Linked DNA regions of Homo sapiens: region 1 is linked to region 2. Evidence: chromatin loops called from intact Hi-C (ENCODE). Cell type or tissue: dorsolateral prefrontal cortex. All regions are shown on one strand. Region 1 has its middle 23 kb from the start of WDR26. Region 2 has its middle 3.2 kb from the start of NVL.

The links. A loop is a pair of places that touch in the nucleus more often than their neighbours do. Peaks named below come from ENCODE experiments on the same cell type or tissue, not always from the same donor. Only the 100,000 strongest peaks of a DNase experiment are listed, where the experiment ranks them.
Region 1: it touches region 2 in a loop (4-fold over the local background); 18 of 110 quality-filtered maps call a loop at or near these places.

Annotation. Positions count from the first base shown.
Region 1 is chr1:224,456,487-224,458,986 of GRCh38, forward strand. It overlaps a transcript of CNIH3 not described here. Among named protein-coding and RNA genes, the nearest start is that of WDR26, 23 kb to the left of the region's middle. In dorsolateral prefrontal cortex, a CTCF peak has its summit at 1,228 (motif pointing left); no DNase peak of the experiment used is centred here; H3K27ac peaks cover 1,884 bases.
Region 2 is chr1:224,332,101-224,334,600 of GRCh38, forward strand. No RefSeq gene overlaps it. Among named protein-coding and RNA genes, the nearest start is that of NVL, 3.2 kb to the left of the region's middle. RefSeq lists an enhancer at 1,947-2,241. In dorsolateral prefrontal cortex, CTCF peaks have their summits at 1,407 (motif pointing left) and 1,614; no DNase peak of the experiment used is centred here.

The DNA of each region.
Region 1 (2,500 bases), 120 kb after region 2:
AGTAGCCTGGACCTCCCGGGCTCGAGCCATCCTCCCACCTCAGCTTCCCAAGCAGTTGGGACAATAAGTGCGTGCCACCACACCCAGCTAATTTTTGTATTTTTTGTAGAGATAGGATTGTACCGTGTTGCTCAGGCTGGTCTCAAACCCCTGGCCTCATGAGATCCTCCCACCTCGGCCTCCGAAAGTGCCGGGATTACAGGCATGAGCCACTGTGCCCGGCCAAAGATTCCCCCTGTCTTTTTGACACTCTTCAGCTGTGCCCTCCCAGGGAAGACATTAGCTCACTCTGCAGCCACTTGTGCCATTCTCGTGCCCTCCTTGCACAAGGCCTTGTCGTAACTGCTTCACTCTCCTGGTCTGCCAGTGCAGGTATCAGTGATCCAAGAAGATACAGGAAGAGGCTTGTGTGGGAGTCGCCTGGAGCCCTCCATGGTATGTTGGCTCTACAAGAGCTAGGCATGTGGTGCCAGGGCGTGGGAGCAGCAAGGCCACCCCGCTCAGGCCTCTGCCCTGGAGGAAGGGTGGTGTAACTGCCCCTGGACGACAGCCTGGATGTGGCGAGGGGAGACGGTCCACACCCTGCTCTCAAGCATGGAGGTCGAATGTTTCTAGGTCAGCAGCTCAGGACAGCAGGCAGGTCAGGCCTGGTAGAGGAAGTGCATGTGAGGAGTCAGTGGGAAGTGAGTAAGAGATGGTGGTGGTAAACTAGGAGGTGCTCCTACAAACAGAATTGGATTTTCCCTTTTAAAACAAGGATGGCCGTAGCTGAGCCCTCCTCTCTCTCTCTGTGTGTGTGTGTGTGTGTGTGTGTGTGTGTGTGTGTGTGTGTCCGTGTCCTCTTCTGTTCTCCGCCCCTACTGAAGGAAGGAGATAGCTCTGGCTTCCAAAAGTAGCCTTGCAGCTGTAGGAGGACTGACTCTGCCTAGCCTTTACATTTCCCATGTAAAATTTAACAGTGCTTTCACAGAGCTTCTCTAAAGATCAAAGGGTACCCAACTGAATGGGAATCTGTGGTCTGGGGATTTTTTTTTTTTTTTTTTTTTTGTCTGTAGCTTCCCTTCCTCCCTCCCTGCAACACTAAGTAGACGAAATATTGGGCCAAAGGGCCAAGGAATCCTGTTAAGGGAGGAATCTCGCGGTCTCATTTCCAGCCAGGCACTTTTCTGTTCTTGTAACTTTCCAGTCGTAATTTGGGGATTACTGTTGATAACTCTGACACCTGGTGGTCATTTCAAAAACTGCACTCTGGAAGAATTAAACGTTCACTTTTATCATTTTTAGTTGTTTTTCCACCTCCAATGTCAGTGTCAATAATATGCATTTTATAAATTAGTGATTATTGTTAGTTGAATGATCTATAAGTAAAATCCTTGCACATGCATTCAACAGAATACACTAGGATAGAAAATTTCTGAAAGGTATACCAGAAGCTATACATGGTGGTCCCTAGAGAGTGCAGCTAGGTGTGGGGAGGAAGCAGACTTATTTTACTTTATGCCAGTTAGTGCCCTTTGAAATGGTCTTAAACAGAAATAGTGTATTACTGTAATAATTATAGTGAAGTACTGCACTTGGGCAGGATATTCCCTTCCAGGGCTCCTACCCTCTCCTGATTTTGCATCCAGGGACGTCCTCTGTGCTTTTGAATGTATTAAGGAGTGACGTACGGCTGGATTCACTCTGATCTCATTCACTGACAGTGGTGGGAGAGCCCAGAGCTGAGTAGAAACTGGTTCTGGGGCATCGTGTGGCTAGGGTGCCAAAGCCGAGAAAGGTCCCGTAGTCCCTGTGTGGTCAGCAGGGAAGGCAGCAGTGCTCTGTCAGTATTGATTCTTCAGGGGCAGGCTGCCCACTTACCAAAGTTATGCTTAGCAGAGGGGCTCTGGCTCACTCCCCGTCCCTCATCCTACCAGGTGTGAGGCTGCCAGGAGCCGATCGCACAAGGCTTGGCAAGGCAGATGCTCCCCAGCTCCTGACATCAGAGAGAAGGGCTGGGATTGTGGCCTGCGGTTGGTGGGCAGGAGAGCCTGGTCTGATGACAGCAACCACCCTTTGACTACCTTCTCTGTGGCTGTTACTGTCTGATTCCAACCTTCCACTGTTGAACAGACCTCCTACCACTTTCCTACTACTCCCCCTAATGATAACATACTGAACTCACTTTTATGAATTTGTTGAGACCTTACCACTTTTCAAGTGTGTGTTCAGGAACAGCAAACTTTTGTCTTGCTTGGATCCACCCACATACCCAAATCACCATGGGTATCAGACACACTGGGTAGCTGAGTGCTCAGAGGAAGATGCGAGGTATTCAGGGAAAGTGTCAGTGGGGTCTCCCAGTGCCTGTTTGGTCCACAGTTAGGAGAGGCCCTGCTTGCACTTCTAATACAGTCCCGGAAAGACGGGGCCAGAACTTAGGAGGGGAGCGCTTTGCAGCAACTTTTCAAGAAAAGGGGAAAATTTAAGCACCATACTGTTATGTGGTCCTTGTACCCAG
Region 2 (2,500 bases):
CAGTCTCTGCTCTGCGCTTTAGGCTTGTGGGGAAAAGTGGAAGAATTATAACTAACTTTTTATAACATTTAAAAAATTTGATTAGGTATTTATGTGCTTGATTAAATGTTAGCAAAGATTCCCTACAGCATATAGTACAAATGTAGTCAATGCTCAGTAATTTTTAAAATGAAATGTAATTCTGTGCATGCCAAATGTCCAACATAGAATGAAAACACACTGAGGCCAGGCATGGTGGCTCATGCCTATACTACCAGCACTTTGGGAGGCAGAGGCAGGTGGATCACCTGAGGTCAGGAGTTCAAGACTAGCCTGACCAATGTGGTGAAACCCTGTCTCTATTAAAAATACAAAATTATCCGGGTGTGGTGGCCCATGCCTGTAATCCTAGCTACTTGGGAGGCTGAGGCAGGAGAATCACTTGAACCTGGGAGGCAGAGGTTGCAGTGAGCTGAGATTGCGCCATTGCACTCTAGCCTGGGCAACAAGAGCAAAACTCCATCTCAAAAAAACGAACAAATAAACAACCACATTGAAAGGCCTAGTAGTATCATGACATGTACTAGGCAATATAGTTTATTAGTCTATAATTTGTCATAGAATACTATCCTACACTTAGGGTTGACTTCATGGGTATGTGACCTCTGCAGTCACACAGGGCCCTGTGCTCAGAAGGGCCCCACAGGTGGTTTAATGCTGTACTGTTGCCATCTTGAAATGCTTTCTGAATAAGCTGTCCCTTATTTTCATTTTGCACTGGGTCTTACAAATTATGTAACCAGCCATTCATATGTAAACTTGAAGTACTCTAGAATGCTGCCTTCTTCTTCTTTTTCTTCTTTTTTTTTTTAGGTGGAGTCTCACTATATTGCCAGGCTAGAGTGCAGTGGTACGATCTTGGCTCACTGTAACCTCCGCCTCCCGGGTTCAAGCGATTCTTCTGCCTCAGCCTCCCAAGTAGCTGGGACTCCAGGTGCATGCCACCATGCCCAGCTAATTTTTGTATTTTTAGTAGAGACAGGGTTTCACCATATTGGCCAGGCTCGTCTTGAACTCCTGACCTCGTGATTCGCCTGTCTCGGCCTCTCAAAGTGCTGGGATTACAGGCATGAGCCACTGCACCCAGCCACCTCCTTCTTAAAGGCAGGGAATGTGTTGTTCATCTCACTACTGCTTCAGGTGCAGAAGGCAATAATTGAAAGTGAATTAATACTAGATGATAATATGCTTGAACATTTCTCGTTGGAATTATTTCATCAATTATTGCCCTGAAGACCATTTTACATTGATTCCAATGTTTGGATTTACAATATCATGCATCAAAACCAAAAAGATTACTGAACAGTAACCTAAGTGCATATACACTTTAAGCACTTCCTTTTTTAATTGAAGCATCCTCCATTCTTTGGTGGTGTAACCCCACCTAGTGGTAGTGGCGTATTTTATCTTTTGTCTTTCACACTTTCTCCTAAACCTCATACAGTATTTCACAAGCAAACAGCTTCTGGTCTAATTGTGCTTCATAACTAGGGTGATTTATGTCCAGATTTGCTCAGGACAGTCCTGATTTTTGATTCAGCAAAATTATTGCTAGTATCCCCTTTGTGGAAATACATGAAGACCAAATACATAAGAAGAGGTGAAGACTATTTGTTCAGAGTTTGCTATAACAAGGGAGTCAGCCACCATCACTTGTGTTTTGGCAGAGCCTCAAAGACAGGCAGAGGAGTGGGAAAACTTTATGGTGGGGAATAGGGGAAGGCTTCAGGTACGCCCTAACTGAAGACTGTTGTCATAGGGAAGCTATAGGTGGGCTAAATAGAACTAGCAGAGCATCCTATGTGTTTGGTTGGGATGCACAGTTGGTTTTCTTTTTGGTCCTATGTTGACAGCAGGTCCAAAAATTAGAAAAGCTATCATTTATTAATAAAGTTTTTGCCATCTGGGGCCGTTTGTTACAGGGGTTGTTGCTGGGTTCCTGGATTGTTTGCTAGTGATAGTGATCTAACTTCCTACATGTCTGACTTGTAGATGATATATTGGTTTTCTGGTCTGGTTGCTGCAGATTGTGAGTCAGAGTTCTATTTTTGCATTTGGTCTGGCCATTTTTCATTCACATGTTCAGTGTCTTCCTTTTATCTCTCAAAAAGGTTCTAGTTTGGACAATGTATGACCACTCTATGTATAGTAGGAACATGGAGAAAAAGATGAAGTTTGCATGTCAGAGGATCCTTACTGAGATGCAAAAATGAGGCTTCCTGCTTGCTGGGAGCTGGAGACTGAGTTCTGTTCTGTTATGTTCTTTTCTTTTCTTTTTCGAGACAGGGTTATATGGTTTGGCTATGTCGCCACTCAAATCTCATCTTGAATTGTGGCTTCCATAATTCTTATGAATTGTAGGAAGGACCTAGTGGCAGATAAATGAATCATGGGGGTGGTTTCCCCCATACTGTTCTGGTGGTAGTGAATAAGTCTCATGAGATCTGATGATTTTATAAGG